Linked DNA regions of Mus musculus: region 2 is linked to region 1. A link is a loop called in an ENCODE intact Hi-C map of the cell type or tissue named here. Cell type or tissue: heart. All regions are shown on one strand. Each heading gives the region's core, and the rest is flanking DNA. Links, peaks and the distances in the headings are about the cores only.

Evidence for each region. A loop is a pair of places that touch in the nucleus more often than their neighbours do. Peaks named below come from ENCODE experiments on the same cell type or tissue, not always from the same donor. Only the 100,000 strongest peaks of a DNase experiment are listed, where the experiment ranks them.
Region 2: it touches region 1 in a loop (2.0-fold over the local background); 2 of 42 quality-filtered maps call a loop at or near these places.

The regions. Positions count from the first base shown.
Region 1 is chr2:148,417,675-148,426,573 of GRCm38, forward strand. No RefSeq gene overlaps it. Among named protein-coding and RNA genes, the nearest start is that of Thbd, 14 kb to the left of the region's middle. In heart, for the core only: no CTCF peak of the experiment used is centred there; a DNase peak (open chromatin) is centred at 4,147.
Region 2 is chr2:148,475,017-148,483,915 of GRCm38, forward strand. No RefSeq gene overlaps it. Among named protein-coding and RNA genes, the nearest start is that of Cd93, 36 kb to the left of the region's middle. In heart, for the core only: no CTCF peak of the experiment used is centred there; a DNase peak (open chromatin) is centred at 3,515; H3K27ac peaks cover 1,096 bases.

The DNA of each region.
Region 1 (8,899 bases), core at 221-8,220:
ATGAAAAACTACTTGCCAGTAAACAGACTTTAGACATCTATACTGAAAGCAGACGTACCTGAAATCGACACCAAGCAGAGCCCAGAGTCTGAAGGGGGTCTTCAAAAGCTTTGTGCCTACCCATCCCACCTTAATCATATTTTACTAGTGGGATACAGACATAAAAATTGTCTGTGGCTATGCAGTGATGTATCAACTCATAGGTGGGACTTAAATGCTATCTCAGAAAATACATAGTGATCAGTATCATGCTTATAGCAAAGGGAACACTTTACTAAGTCCTGGCTCTTACTCCAGCTTTCTTCAAGAAACAAGGTAACTGTGAGCAATCCTTTACTGATCCACTGTAAATGAATATATGCTGACTTTGTAAAATTCTTACAACTAAAACCACACTTAATAGTAAAGCACTGAAAATAATTTTCCCCTCTACAATCATGAACAAAACAGGGATATCTGAGTTGGTACTTCAACTCTGGAATATATTCCAGCGTTGTATATATTCTAAAGAAATAAGGCAATATTAAAATAAAATTTTAAAGATGTAAACAAATCCTACGCCCATGGACCAGAAGACTTAATACAGTGAAGGTGGCGATGGTCTTCAAAGTGATCCACTTCTGTGCATTTCCTATCAAAAATTTCAGGCAATTATTTTTCGCATGTACCCTGTAATTCACACAGTTGTGAAATGGAAAGATAAAAATCCTAGGGCAAAAAGACTCAATGAAGGAAGATTCACACTTACTCTTTTCAAAACATCCTACAAAGCCACAGCAGGAGAAACTTGGATATATGGAGCTAAATCAGTGGATTAGAATGAAGAATCTAAGCATAACACATTATGGTTAGTTGATTCAAATTATTACGTGGGATTATATAATCTCTCTGTGGCTGGAGAGGTGGCTCAGCAGATAAAAGCACTGCTTGTTCTTCCTGAGAATCTGAATTCAATTCCTAGTACCCACACGACAGCTTAAAACTGGCTATCATTTCAATTCGGGGGATTAAATGCTCTCAGAGGTAAGAAGCAATTGCACAATGAGCCATCTATCACTGGTGGATGAAGCCTATAGGCCCATTTTCAGAATAATATTTAAAATAAATACATCTACTAGAATACAGAATTCCAAAGGGAAATAATTCATATTGAGATGTGTTCAAATAAAGCAAATACTCACTAGTAAATAAATTCTTTCGAAAAAAAAGTAAAGACTATTGAAAGGGAAATGAAACCTGTTAAAAGCTAGAGGAAACTAAAACATCTTCCCACTAATCCATGAGCAAGCACAGAGAGGGCTCTTTCTAGATATTGCAGTAAGAAAGGTATGTTCCTATTCCTGTTGTTCAGCATCCCGATGGTATCACTGGGCTCTACCTCAAAGAAGATGGTCTTGGTTAGTTTTCAGAAAAATTTTCATCCTATCCCTGAGCCAAAGCACCTGGTACAGGGTAGACTTTCCCCAGATGTTGTAGTCAGACAGGGTGCAGCTATCTTCCAGCTGTTTACCAGGAAAGATTAGCCTCTGCTGATCCAGGGGGATGCCTTACTTGTCCCAGTTCTTTGCCTTGACGTTCTCAATGATGTAACTGAGCTTGATCTCCACAAATGCTTCTCTTTGAGTGTTTGTAATCTCTATCATCTCAAACTGGTAGTCTATGTAAATAATATTCCCAGAGATCTGCGAATGTCTGTGATTCACACTGCTGGTGGCCCAGGTCCTGTCAACACTTCTATGGCATGTGCTGGCTCCTCCTCCTCTTTCCCTCTCTCCTCTTCTTCACCTTCAACCCTTCCTCTTTCCCTTTCTTCTCATTGTCTTCTTCGCCTCTTCCTCCTTTTCCTTCTTTCTTGACCTTTTCTCCTCCTTTCTTCACTACACCTATCCTTCTTCATTCTCTTCCTCCTACTTGTTCCTCCTGTTTCTTTTTCTTTCTTCTCTTCTTCCCCCTCCTCTTTCTGAATGAAAAGATCCACTAAATTTCGTACAAAGATGAATGAAAACAAAATGTACTCATTCCCATTTCAAGTTGACAAACCTTCAAAATTAAGACTCTCTCTTTCTCCCCACCCCCGTGTGTGTGTGTGTGTGTGTGTATGTATGTGTGTGTGTGTGTTTATATGTGGGTATTAAGACCACTGTAGCTTTTTCCAGGTACATTTGTGCCATATTATGCTCTTGCTCAGCCTGCACACAATATTTCTCCGCAATCTTATTTTAATTTGAAACGCAATGCATGTTTAAAATGAAAATGCTCTTACACTCAGCAGCACTCTCCTGGAACCCAGCCCTTAGAGAAGAGCCAAAAAATTCAGAAGTGTTATTTGAAAGATGTCAAATGTGCTTTGACTTCTAGCAAACATTTCCTGGGGATAAGTTCAGGGCTCTAGTACAAACAGCAAATGAGGCTTAAACATCAAGCATGTGTAGAAAATAGCATATTCTGCTAGGAGAAGGCATGTAAAAAAGAGACTATCTCAATTATGATAAAAAGGATAATTTAATATGGACTTTAAGTATATTAAAGGTGAAAAACTCAGCAATAAAACATTGCCCTAAAATTAATTGCACATATTTAATTTTTGCCTTTAATCTTTTGGGGGATAGCTAAATATTTTGTTAACATGAGGAGTATATTGAAAGGATTATAATTGACACATCAATTAGATGGACAGTTCTGGAATTAACTTTATCTAATTTAGACAAATCTGCATGGAGCAGTTAAGTTGTCTCTGAGTTAAAGCCTAAGAACACTGTTCAGTTTTCTGTGTTTTTGATTTTTGTTATAAAAGCATAAATTTCCTAAGTAATGGTTTCAGTTTTTAGGAATACTAAATACTTCAGAGAATGAAAACTAGTGACATCCAAGTATTTTAGTTATTAATATACAGTCTAAATTTTGCAGTCCTGTGCAAACAGGAACTATTTTAATGAATTTCTAACTCTGCTCCACAATGAGCTTCAGGAAGCAGCTGCTCTTGGGACTTAAGAAGGTCTGAGTTCTGCATCCTGGTACCTCATCCTGCACTATTGATTCTGATTCTCCCATCATACATTTTACAAAAGGACAGATTTTTTAACTCCACGGGTTCAGGCTGTGTAGAAGCTGCCCAGCCTGTCTGTGTTACCATTCTAAGGTTACTATTTGGCTGCTGTGTCACACTTTGCCTTGACTTAACGTAGAGAAGGCAAGGCAGTGACAGAGCTCTATAGGGCCCAGAGACCTGGAGGAATTCTGGAGACATCCTAGAATAGAGATGGATGAGTTTTTCCATAAAAAGTCAGAATCACTCTTTCAGGATGTTTGGACCCTCCCATCTCTGCTGTAACCAGACAACCCTGCTTTGGTATCATGAAGAAGGTAACACTAGCTACATCCCATCCAACTGAATGTCTGCTGCCTTGTAATTAAAAGTCCCAACACAGTCTTTTGGGAACAATCAATATTTGAGCTTTCTGTCCAGCCAAGTCATTAACTGAGTAGATTTGAACTGGGTTCTTTCAGCATCTGGCAGAAGCTAATACACATTGACAACATATATTCATCTGGCTCAGTCAAGACTAGGGACTGCAGATTAGCAACCTCAGTGTGTGGCTGTGACATGTGTGATACCTCTAGGAGTGAAGACTTCGAGTACAGGAAATGACAGGTGTGTGGGAGGGGGAGTGGGTAGTGTTGTTCTGGGGTCAGAAATGCCCAACACTTGAGTTCATCATTTAGGAATCTTATTGTCACCCACAGGCCTGTGGATGACTAAGAATCTCTCTCTTTGGAAAAAGCAGAAGAATGTTCCTCACTGGGAGAGATCCAGACCCACTCACCTGCACCCAGAACCAGCCCACCCACCATGGGTTTCAAGGTGAAGGGAAAGGTGAAAAAATATCAAACCCACACCAACATCACTACAGATACTTAAATGGAGTATCTTAAATGATGCCAGATCCCACAGAGGCACCAGCAAAAGCTCCTCTGTGTGGTTTTGTTCTCTTTGGAAGCAACTTTTGAAACAATCATAAAAATGTAGCTTAGCCCTTTATAGGGTCTTCCAGAAGTGGGGTGGTGGGATGGGAACTTATCTGTCTAGTTTCTCCTCAGAGCAAGCATTCATTTTTCTGTGTCTGATGACCAGCTGGCCACTGAAGAGCTACTGAGCCAACAGCTGCAAAAGATAATTTTGGTAACACCAGCCATGATGCAAATCTCCAAATCCAGCTGGTTCCACTGCAAGTAGGATAAACACAAACAGCTGAAAAATTAGTAAACCCAGAACTTGAAATACTCTAGAGACACTGTAATGTTTGATTTTTTCATCCTGCTGTTTGTTATCTGTCGTCTTAAGCCTAAACATCACTTTTGTATTTCATCTTCCTGTCTAAAGACTGTATTTCATTAGGAATTAATTGGTCCTTCCTTGCAAACAAAATATTTGGGTTCCCATTTTTCCTCCTGTTTCTTATACTCCATCGCTGATCCAGCATCTTTCTAAAGAGCTGAGAATCTCATTGAAACTCATCAGTTCCCAGGGCTCAACAAAAGTAAAAAAAAAAAAAAAAAAAAAAAGGTTCAGATACTCTTCCCTGGAATGCTGAATGTATCAGGGTTCTTGGAAGAATAAAAGGCAGCTAGCATTGAAAAGCTGATGGCCTGCTATGGCACAGGCTAAGGAATAGAAGAGTCTACCAAGAAGGTATAATCTATATTCCTTGCTCATTAATAATGTCATCTCAGATTGGCCCTTTCCATTTCACTTAGACTTATTAGAAACGCAGAATATTTGCCTTCACCCCTTGCCTTTTATATCAGAGTATGCTTGCCGAAGAGGGGAGGGTGTTTGGGAGACTTGCTGCATATACTCCCCTGGAAGGGTTATGTTAGAGAAGGAGCCAACTCCTTAACCCAGTGACCTCAGTGAGCATCCTGCACAGGAACTAGGTCTTGCCTTTGGTTCCCATCAGATTATTGATGTTCTCTCTCAGAATGAATCAAGACAACCAGTTGTATCTTCTCTATTTCATTCCACTGGGAACTTGTCTGAAGAAGAAGGAAAAAAAAAAAAAAAACAATTCCTGAGTTCCAACCCAACTGAATAAAAAACTCTGGGGTTAGTTATTCTCAGCCTTCCAGTGGATTTTGAGGAACAAGTTTGAGGAACATAATCTTATAGTACAAGGCATCAGTGAATGGTTTCCAAGGTTCCTATCCCATCCTTATCACCCAACCTCTCTCCCCCTTCTGGGCTTTTACCTTGTGGGTTTGGCTCTCTCTTTCTTTGGCCTTTATAACCACAGTTTCTGTCCTTGGGCAAAGTTATTCCAAGCCCTTTCCTAATGTGATAGTAGAAATATACATACGTTTAAGTGAAGATAAATGAAATTTTAGAATTTTAACAGAAAGAGAAGTAGAACAAGCACTGATGTCATGAAGTTGAAAGTCATAGCAGGATGCAAGGAAGAGAAAGGGCTGACTTTGGATGCTGGGGTATTCAGAATTCACAAGCAGTTATGCTCTGCCAATCTCTGGCCTTCTTGTGAGGGTACATGAAGAAATTCCCATTAGATTCTGCCACTACAGTGGGATACTGACTGCGCTGCTGAATGTCAGCCTCACCCATATGAACTTGAACAAGGTTTGAGTGTGGATTGCTTGTTATTGACTCCCAGATAATTCAGCTTCAAAGCCTGGACTCAATTATAAATTAAATATCATTATTAAATTCTGTGAGAAACAAAGGTTATTAGGTCACACCTCTTAAGGCAGAGTCAACAAGCCCTTTCTGCTAAGGACCAGATGTCAGATCCACTAGCCTTTGCAGGCCATTTGGTCTCTGTTGTTACAGCAGAGAAGCTGCAACAGACCATATGTAAATGAATACATGTGGCTGCCTTCCAGTGCAACTTGGTTTATGGACTGTGAAATTTTATAATTCTCACGTACCATGAGATATTTTTCTTCTGTTAATTTTTCCTAAACATTAAAATATGTAACAACTATTTTTATTGGCTCACAGGCTGCATTAAAAACAGGCAAGAGGACAGATCGGGTCTACAGAGCATCAATTTTTCAACTTGCTTTACACACACTTAAAAAAAAAGAATCTCAGAAGACACAGCATTTGCTTACAAAAGTTTCCTCAAGTTGAAGAAAGAAATAGAAGGGAGGAACCCAATGACTAAGAAACATTTTATTTAAAAAGTATGAAATAAAAGTCTTTACCCACTAGAAATGTTGAACAAGTCATGGGAGTTAGAGAGACATTACTGACTATGAAGGAAGAGGAAGAGAAGAAAAAAGCAAAATTCAATAGATATTTGAAAACTTGAAGATGAAAAAGGAAGGATGAAGAGGGTTTTCTCTGTACTATAGGACAAGAAAGAAATGCCATTCTGTGTCTTTAGTAAAAGGAGAAGCTCCTTGTACTGCCCTTCCCTCAACAAAACCGTGATCTCAGTAGCTCCAAATCGTAGTTAAGTCCCATCCTCGCTGGATACTGGGAATAGCTCATCATGTGACCTACTAAAGTCTGAGACTGAGTTCTAGCCTCTGAACTCACCACCACCAAAGTGTGGTAATTTATATCATGTTTGGCTGTTAACAAGATTCATCTTTCCTATATACCAAGGAGCTTCTGTCCTCCAATTAGGTCAGGCAGAGTCCGTCAACGGGAGCCATAGTTTCTGACCCTTCAGATTTCACACTTGTGTACAGTCCATTGTGTGAGTTCCTGCTCTAACTGCTCTTCAATGCACTTGGCTATTCTGACACCATATATGTATTTTTTAAAACTTAAAAAATATCTGTTGTTAACAGTGAGTAGCACATTCTTTTCAATGATACGGTGTACACAGTTTCAATTGATATGACAGCTAGTTCCCACAAGCAAGTGGCTTATAACAACACATATTATCTTATAGCTCTGAAGGTCTGAAGGCAAGAGGTCCAAAATTCCAGTCCACAGAGCTGAAGGCCTTCCAGAGGATCCAGGCAGAATCTTTTCCTTGTCTTTTGTTGGGGCTACCAATCGCTTTCTCGTTCTTCAAAGTCAATATCACAGAACATCTTAAATTCCCCCCTTTCTTATTCCTCGCTTCCTCCCTTCTTCCCCAACTCCATCATCACTTCTCTTGATTGACTCTTCTGTGGCCCTGTTCTACCTTCTACAGACTCTATCGGTGCACTAATCCATCAAGCTAAAAGATTAATAACCAACCAAGTGGGGAAAAGCCTTCTTGCCCAAATGGTATAAAGTTCCTAGTATTTCTAGTACAGCCCATAAACAGATAAAGTATTTGGATTGCAATTTATGAACTCTTAAATGACCTAGTCACTTCTTTCTCCATTAAATTGACTATTTCCATTTTAAAACTTCTGTTGTCAGGTGGATTACTCACTGGGCAATGGATCAAAGTGTCAACATCTATATTGTAATTAAAGAAAATGTGTTTCTAGATTTTTGCCACTTTCATTGTGTTTCCCTTTAAAAGAACTTTCTGTGCACAGCATGGTGTTGGTACAGCCTGTGATGGGAGGAGTTTGCATTCATCTCAGGAACCTGTCGACAATGAGGGTCTTACATTGTAAGTGATCTGATGCACCAGGGTGTGCAGAACACATTGACAGTTGTGGTTATGGGGCTCAGTCTTCCTCAGATTCCTCTTTGGAGTATAAAGGTCTATTATGACATTTCATTTTCCAGGAATGGTGACATACATCCTAGCCAAAATCATGTAACTATGCCATATTACTCTAAGACCAATGGCAAAATCACATTTAAAATAACAAGCAAACAGTCTACATGCCTGACAACTGGGCAATTTAGAAATTTTCAAATTATTGAATCATTTTCTTAGAAATGTTATAAAACAATTACTCTGTAGATGCCCCTGGTGGAAAGTTCTAGAGTTCTTGTCATGTCCTGATGTTTACAGTTTTTGGTTAATATTTATTAGACCTGTATTATGTATCATTTCCCCTCATTCTTTCCATTTTCTGACAACTTGCTTTGTGTTAGGCATCATATCAAGTATAAATCAAAAATCATTTCCTTAAACTCTTATAACAAACAAGTGTCCACATTATTTTTATTATTCCCATTTTACAGAGGATGGAAACAAATGTAAGCAGATTAAATTGTCCAAAAGCACAGGGCATCTGTGAAACCAGGTTTCAGTTGTAAGTCATAAACACTGATATCCGGCCTGTAACCACATGTCTACCCTTGAAATGGCTTATGCAAAAGGAGACGTCAAAAGAAATATGAGCTTTTCTATTTTTATATACAGTGTGTGGGTCTGCCTCTGAGGTGTGTCAAGTCTTCATTAAGACAGTGTTGTGGATGGGGCATTGGATAAATTAAGATGCACAGGCACAGTATTCAAAATAGTCCCACAGCAGAAAGACCCATATGTATTAGTTTGTTTTCTTTTTCTGTAACAAAATGTTAAAGCAGGAAATGGTATAAAGTAAAGAGAGTCATTCAGCTCACAGGCTTTGGCAGATGGTGTCACATGACAAGAGTGCGTGAGAGGGTACACAGGGAAGTGGCTGAGCATGGCAAAAACCTTGCCATTAGCAACCCGACCTCATTTAAAGTACTACATTACTAAGCAAACTAACTCGCTCCCTGATATAGACCCTAATCTCTTGTAAGCCCTGTGTCTTAAAGAGTCCACTAATTGCTCAGTATAATAATGGGAACCAAGCTTCCAGAACACAAGTTATAGCACCAGATTCTAATCAACAGGACAGCGGATGCATAGTGGCTTATTGAGCTTAAAGAACTGAATGTGTGACTGAATCTCAAACATTACACTTAACACAGAGCCAGGTCATGACATCAACATGAGCATGTATTTCAACTCTACCTGGCTTTCTGGAATAGCGAATCTCCCTGAGCCCA
Region 2 (8,899 bases), core at 314-8,313, 57 kb after region 1:
TGTATTTTTTCCCAATAGTATTTTTATCATATTGGAGAAGCAAATATACTTCTTCCAAGTCAAAAATGGCTTGTTTGATTGTTTGCTTCTTGGCTTGTTTGTTTTTGAGATGGGGTCTTACAAGGGTGCTGAGCTGGCCTCAAACTCCTGGTGATTTCCTGCCTCAGTTTCCCAAGGTGCTGGGATGTATATGCTGGTCACTGTCCCCAGCTGAATTTTCAAATTAGAAATGAGTTCCATTTTATGAACTACCTTGCTAAACTCTATGGAAACCACAGTGCCTCTCATTACCTTGGCTTAGTAGTAGCTGCTGTTATCAGAGTGTCCCAACCCATCTTCCCATCAGTCAGCTACCATGAGTAGGACAGTCAATGACTTACATCCATCCCCTTCAGGATATTCACCTCACTCAAAGAGGCCTTGGAGGCAGAGACAATCCAAGTCACCGAATTACATATTCAAGACAGACCCCATCCAGACACTGCTAAAAACATGCCACAAATCTCATGCTTTTAATCTGAATAATGGCAGAGAAGTGATTCTTCCAGTTTACAGTCATGGAAAGATCCTGGAACTAAGTAAAGACAACAGAGCTGGTTTGAGGGAGAAGTCTCAGATTCTCCATACTCCCCACTGAATGGGGCTCACGGGGTAGGTACAGTGATAAGAGCTAGTCAATAAACCCATGTCATTTAGCTTGTTGTGTAAACAACATTGAGATCACTAAATTACTAGTTACTATAATAACTATAAATATAGGCTTCCCTTGATCTCTGTGTTTGAAAATGCCCACAATAAAAATTTCTAATTGAAAAGGAAAGTAGTTGACAACGTTATACCCTAAATGTCTAGATTCTTAGGATTATTCCCTTTAAGATCCCCTGAAAACTTATGTAAACATGAAAAGTAGTGGCAAAATCAGATTGCCGTGAGGAACAAATCTTATGCATCCGAGTGGACTGGGACACATATAACATGATGTGAGGAGCAACAGAATAATGGCCTTTGTATGGAATGAAGCAATGACCATAAAACATTCTCTCTCCACAGACTGTCTGAAGGGCTCTTCCTTCACCACTGTGACATTTACTGCAGCCTGTGGAATAACAGCACATGTCTGTAAAATCTCACTTCAGGATGGAAGGAGTTTCTGTTGAAGCAAAGAGGTGTTCTGGAAAAGTTGTTTGGCCATATGAGCCGAGTGTTGATTCTTATGCTTGCTGCCTTGTCAGCTCCCAGTGGGCAGAAACTGTCATAGACAGGAATGAGCTGCTGTGAGGTGAAGTCGGGGTGCTTGGATTGAGCAGGAAACAACAATAAAGAAGCTCTATATGGGTTTGCTCAACAGCCACTGAGGGAAGGACTCTAGCCCTACTGGCCAGTGATTGACATCAGCAATGGCCCTGGGATAGTTTGATGGACACTTTGCTCTTCTAGTTTTTCCTATGATGCTCACCAGGCCTGCTGATGTCCTCCGCCATGTGACTAGACCTCCAGCAAGGTCACATCTAGCACTGTTTCTCTCTCCCCAGGAAACTGGTGAGGCCCACACAGCAGGGTAGGGAAGATCTTATGATGAGAACCAGAGCTTCAACCCAGAAGAGCAGTGAGAGCAGCAATGACTAATTTGATTATCAACTTATCATGTTTTCAAACATTCATAACAACCATGGGAGGGGGTCCCAACGGTTAGGTCAATCTTATTCAAAGCTGAGGTACTGACGTCTGTAGAAACTATCCTGGGTCAAGGTCATGGTCTGGTGTGATTTGAATTCCAATCGTTTGACTCTGCTCCAATGCTTGATGCATGACTCGTGAAGCAGGTCTAGCCACATAGGACAGACATTCAGAGACTGAGGACAAGACCAAAGTGTTCTGCATATTGCTGGGTTCCAAACAAGCATCATGGCAAGGTTGGTTCTCATGCCCAAGATTCTATTACAGTAAAATATATGAAACACAACTCACTGGAACTTCTTGGAGGAAAGCTTGCTATCCAAGTACCAGCATCATGAGGCTCAGTGAGGACCTAGCTGTTTACTAAGTACAGATCTTGGATTGGGGAGAGGAGAGGGGGCTGTTCACACCCCTCTCCCCCCAAAGCCACATATTCAGAAGACATGATACTAGAGATTGAAATTCCCACTCCTAAAGCTCACATTCTCTACAATTACAAATCTATAAAGTGTAAAATCTCCAAAACCACAATTCTAAAATATTAAAATCCCACACATTGAAATTCCAAAGTCTGAAATCCATCAAACCTCAAGTCCTATGGAGGGGAATCCTGAAAACCATATGACGACAGCAAAATCTCCCTTTCAGAAATGCATCACTTTCTATACTCATGCATCCTTTCTAGCGGCTGAACTCTCAAGAGCATCTAAAAAAACTAAAACTATCTGCCTGGAGAAGCCAGGGAAGCCTCTGGCTGGTTGGAAATGGTCTTGTGCTGGGTAGGGCAGGATGCTGCTTAAAACACACTTCTGGTGTGCTTCACCAGGACTGTGCCCAAGACTTCACCAAGACTGTGACAGATATGAGGACATATAAGAGGGGAGGAAGTGAAGGAGCTCCATGTGACAGAGAAGACAGGGACATTTGATAATGGCTGCAGAGCCTGTCAAAAAAACAACAGCATTTCCACTGTTGCCCAGGGCGTTGCTTTCCCAGCTGTCTCCCTCTTCTTCTGTTTTCCATGGAAACTGAGACTTTGGGAATTTTACATTTGAAGATTACAACATTTTGGACTTGTAATCTACTGGGACTGTGATTTACCAAATTTTAGATTTTAGGGGATTTTGATCATTTCCTATCAGTGCTTATAATTGTGGTGTTCAGGACTTTATACTTCTGGAGTATGACTTATACCAGAGTAGTCCATCATCCTGTAACATTTCCATGAGACAGGTATCACAGACTAAACAGAACCCAGAAGCTCAGACTGTTATAAAATCAAATAAGACTATTAAGAACTCATAAATGCAAAAAATTGTTTTTTTTCATATTTACTTAGGAGTTTACATAGTTTGTTTTATAATAATGGCATTATTATTACTATGTAATAATGACTGATACTTTTTCTGCCAACTCTGGGAAACATGAACAGCCCAGCATGCCAATGAACACAAGGGTCCTGTCCCTAGGACCCTAATTGGGCACAAAGGGGTTCCTATGACACAGTAAAAGATAGGGTTCAGCTAGTTTAGGGATGCCTGACAATGGGAAGACATACATGCAAGAAGACAAATATAGTCAGAAAATACCCCCCCCCAAGATGCTATATAGTGGCGGAGCACAACTTCAGTCCAGCTAGCAGGCTACAGGTTAAGCCCTAATAAGGAGCCTAAGGTTTTCTTCTGCAAAACCAAGATAGGACTTCAGGAAATGTGTCAGATCAGTCCTTTTATTAGATTCAAGGTCCAGGAAATAGTGTCAGCCTTACTGGGCAGCTGTTGATTTCATTACACAAAGGATTCTCCCGGCTAGTCAGTGGGAACAAGCTCCTCCTTGTTGGGCACTCGAGGTCTGTGAGTCACTGCTAGTTGCCTAGGTGACATGGTGCTTTGTCCCAAGCTGGTGTGCAGGGCTGGACATTAGCTATCTTACAACTATGTTCTTGCCTTCTGCATTTTTTTCTTGCTGTCAAATACTACATGCCAGAAACCCACTTTCAGAAAAGCAGCTAGGATGGGGCTCAGTAATGTTAAGGTTTAGGGAAGACTGTTAATTTAAAAGCTTTAATAAATGATTGGATATATGTCTCAGTTGTAGAACACTTGTCTAATGTATGCATGTAAAGGACCCCTTGTCCTAGCCTCAACACTTCAGAAAAGAGAAACACAATGAATGAGAAAATAAGTTTGCTTTTGCCTCAGACTTGGCTTATAAATTTTATATAGTTGAGGGATGAAGAGACAGCTCCATGGCTAAGAGCACATGCTGTTCTTGCAGAGGGCCTACGTTCAGTTCCCAGCACTCACATGATGGCTCACAAATATTTGTAATTCCAGGTGAGGGGGGGGTCTAATGCCCTCTTATAACCTCTGAGGGCACTGGGCATGTAGGTAGAGCACATATAGCTATGCAGGCAAAACATTAATATACATAAAACCTTTTTAAAAACTAATTATATATACTGAAGGGTTTAATAATTCATTAATGTCATAAGAATAAAAATGACAGGAAGAGAATAAGTTTTTAGACTATTGCATTGAGATCTATTAACCCAGTCTCACATATAGCATCTGTTTTTGACCCAGAACAAGTTCGTTGACTCTGCCAGGACTTCAGTTTTTGTTACACTGATTTAGTGTTATCTGTATCACTTAAAAACCTTTTAAGGTTACAAAGCACAAAACACTATTGGAGGACTTAGCTTCATGGTGAAAATAGACCGCTGATTTGGAGAGACCTTCATCTCCCTGAGGCTATAGGCAACCAATGTGTAGACAGCCAAGGCTGAATGTTGAGAGCCACGACTTGCAGTGAGTACTTAGAGTTCATAATTAGAAGAATTCTTTCAAATCCATGGAAGCATGGAACCCCCCCCCCATTTCTCCCAGACGGCCAGGAATGTGGGCTTCCTGTTCTCCAGCTGCTCAGCGAGGTATCCAGGAATTAATACAAACCCACATCTACACAGAGTTCCTGCTGCTGTGTAGCTCCTGTGCATGGCAAGGGATTTAAACTGTTGGTTTCTCAATTTAGTTTAAAGAAAAGTGCCTAGATCATTTTCGATAACTCCTTAATTTAAGGCATTTAATTTGGGACCTTTTGGGGGTGGGGATGGGGACAAGTGAGATGGACAGAGGACCTCTGCTATAATAAAAAGTTCCTCCGTTTTCCCTGAAAGCCAAGACAGCACCTTGAATGCTTCAGATCTGTTTCTAGAGTAGACTGCAAGCCTGTTGGCTCAGCATTCCTGAGCCAGACTCCTAAGCTAGGGGTCACTGGTGGGGAAAGAAGGCTTAGAGACTCCAGACCAGGCACTGGTTGATCTTTTATATTAAAGGTCATAATAGAGTTGAGCCTTGTTTACCTGTATTTCAGGTGTGGTTATAATGGCTCTGACATTCATTAGTCCTCAAGAGTCAACATAAAGAACACCATGCTACTTTGAGACATCCAGGAGATGGTGGTGGCTGAAGTTATGTGACAGGAAGCAGAGGCTGGTAGATACGTTATTTTCGGAACACGTTGGGGTGGGACAGTGTGCCGGAGATTTAACCCAGGGCCTTGTCCATACTAAGCGTGTTCTCTACCTCCACACCGCACCGCAGTCCCTGCTGTGTTACTTTCCAACTGAAAAGTGAGACCGAATTTTTAATATTTAATTTCTACTGAGGCTACATATGAAAGAACGTTTTAGGTAGTGCAACATCATCACACTAAAGCATGAGATTCAAAGTAATACGACGTGTTAAAGTCTACCATGGAGAGTCACATCAGCCCTTTTGTGAATAGCGTTTCTGTTGCTCCAGCCACACTCTGTTCCCAAGCGCCGAGCCATTCTTTCATAAGAGCAAAGAAATCAGATTGAGCAAGGTTAAATGACTTGACCTGGTTGAAGGAACTGTCCAGTCAGCTGCAGAAGCCAAACTAGAATATGACGTTTACATGTATGTGTGTGTGTGTGTGTGTGTGTGTGTGTGTGTGCACTTACACCACTGCTTTTCTCCAGATGATTACTCCAGAGGGAATTCATCCTAAAAGAATTATCTTAATTATAAAACCAGTGTTTATCGTTAATATTGTGGAACTATGGAAACAAAATAAGAGTATTATAGGGATCCAATAATATATATATATATATATATATATATATATATATATATATATATATATAGTTAACTGTCATGTAACCACAGAATGATGAATTGTGCATAATTGTGTTATCAGAAGGTTTATGCACATCCTGGGGAATGTTTATCTTTCAGCATCCAAGCAGAGGAACCCCAGTGTTAGGGTCTCTGTGTTCACCTTAGCCCTGTCAACATTGGGAGGAAAGCACTGACCTGCTAGCTGAGGAGGGGGAAGGAAGTGAAGCACATGGACAACTATTTGATCCTAGACAAGTCTCTCCTTCCCAGCTTTCTGTAATTATAGATGTGCATATTTCAGACTGAAGAGAAACCAGGTCCCCATGTACAGCTAAATCCCCAATTGTGTTTTGTGCTTTGCAACCCTGTGTTTTGATGGGATACAGATATTGCTAAATCAGGGTAACACAACTGAAGTACTGGTAGAGTTAATTAACTTGTCTGGGTCAAAACCAGATGCTGTAGGTGAGGCTGTGTTAATAGGTCTCAATGCAGTAGTTTAAAAACTTGTTCTCTTCCTGTCATTTTTATTCTTATAACATTAGTGAATTGTTAAGATGTTAAGATGGTCAGTCTCTCTCTCTCTCTCTCTCTCTCTCTCTCTATATATATATATATATATATATATATATATATATATAATTTATGTGTATTCACTTTTTGCTTACCTATATGCAGGTGCTCTACTTGCATGTCTGGTGCCCTCAGAGGTTATAAGAGGGCACTGGATACCCTGGAACTTGAGGAGAATCCAATTTGCAATAGATTACACAAGCCATCTTTCTTTGGGGGGGGGTTGGTTTTTTTGAGACAGGGTTTCTCTGTGTAGCCCTGGCTGTCCTGGAACTCACTCTATAGACCAGGCTGGCCTCGAACTCAAAAATCTGCCTGCCTCTGCCTCCCAAGTGCTGGGATTAAAGGCGTGAGCCACCATCGCCTGGCTTATCTTGTCACCTGGAATACTTTCAGAACCATGCCTGTCTCAAAGCTCCATCTTGACCCTCTGGTGCATCAAGGGACACCAAAGGATAAAAGTAAGCCTCTTTCTTATAAAACAGCTTGTGCTCTACAAGTATCAGGTCTTTTCTCAAACAGAAAGTTCTATTAACCAGCTCTCTTTAGAATGTTCTCTCTGATATGCCTGCCATGAGAGGCCATGGCCAGAAGTAGTTTGTGGGGACAGCTTCTCAAACAAGCTTCACTCGTGAACCTCAGGAGCAAATGGGGCTCCCTGGAGTTTCTAACTGAGTATCTTTTCTCTTGCTTTCCTAAGGCACCATGACATTTCACATGCCTCTGGTTTTCTGCAGTGTCCCATCAAATTTCTGAAATAGACTCTCCTAGAGGCAAGCTGTTGTGTGCCCTGAGTCTTCAGTGGGCTCTGGGACTTCTCCCTTGCATTCTTCCTTAGCAGGAGATTAATTCATACTCTGTCCACCTGGGATGTACGAATCTGCTCCTGAGGTCTGGGGCTAGGCCACCTGAAAAGCTGTTTTGTCAAACTGCAGTTCATACTATCTCTGTTCATAGCCTGCTCGAGGGAGTGGATCCTGGCAGGTAGTAGCTTTAGATATTTATGATCACTCACAGCATGTTACTGTGATGTGCTCAGCTAGATAAGGCAGCTGAGGCTGGGCAGGGGTGGCACACCCCTTTAATTCCAGCACTTGGGAGGCAGAGGCAGGCAGATTTCTGAGTTCGAGGCTAGCCTGGTCTTCAGCGTGAGTTCCAGGACAGCCAGGGATATACAGAGAAACCAAGTCTTGAAACACAAAACACACACACACACACACACACACACACACACAAGAAGAAGAAGAAGAAGAAGAAGAAGAAGAAGAAGAAGAAGAAGAAGAAGAAGAAGAAGAAGAAGAAGAAGAAGAAGAAGAAGAAGAAGAAGAAGAAGAAGAAGAGGAGGAGGAGGAGGAAGGCAGCTGAAGTCCTCCACTCCAAGTAAGCTGGCAACACTGCCCACTATGATATGTCCTCCCTCTGAGGACTCTGGTGAAGGAAAGAGATGTGAAGTCATCTTTGAAATGCCAGGGAAGTTGTTCGAAACAAGCATGACCCATTGGCTCTGAAATATCACTCTGGGAAAACTCATCTGCTGTGCATATTGGAAAACCCATCCCAGATGAATGCCAGCAGCTGGGACTACTCCAGACCCAGGACCCTTATTAACTGTCAGCCTTTCCTGAGGCACTAACGTTCTGTTAGGTGAGATTCTGATGAGGTTCCAGGTGAAAAGGGAGACAGATGCAAGGAGATACTGTGATTCTCTGTAGCCATAGACTTGGTGGCTGAGTCTATGTCTGGTCATCATGGTGAGGGGTAGGTACTGTGCTATTCTGAGGGTGTGAGAGATGGGATGGCTTTGAAGGAGGAGCTGGGCCTTTCCATACTAGGAGGGAGGAAATTTGAATAGAGAGTATAAACACAGGCTAGTCCTTTATAGAGGAGGACTTGTTATTGTCTGAACAGGACATATTCCCTACCTGCTCTTATATTTGGGACTTACTACCCAGTGGTAGTACCATTCTGGGATACACTGGAGACATTAGGAAGCAGGTCATCTCACTAGGGCAAGTTATCTTGTGTCATTCATAAACAGTAAAATTGTAAAACAACTGTCTCAGGATAAGTTTCTTCAGGATTTGTTACGAGTAATGGTTAATTTGTATCCTTATGTTATATACCTATGTACCAGGGTTGTGTAAAAAGTTGGCAGGTAAGAGTTACCCAGGATAAAAAATAAGAAGCACAATCCTAGAAGGGACATAGACTTTGAATTGTGACAGAGGGTGATGAGGTGAAGGAGGAGCCCAAGGGACCAGAAATACTGCTTGCTAGGCTGTTTTAGAAAGTACTTTAGCCATAGCCCTACTCTGTTTGCAGACCAAAATGCTACTCGGAAATTCTTGTGCGTTTTCTATACTGGGCCCCTCAGGGCTCTGCCTGCTTCTTTTCAAAAACCACATCTGCTTGTAGTCCTATATTTTTCTTTCTGCGCAAGCACTCAGCTGTTCCATCATCTCTGTTAACTCAGTCCAAATAGCAGTTTTTGCTGTCTCATCTTG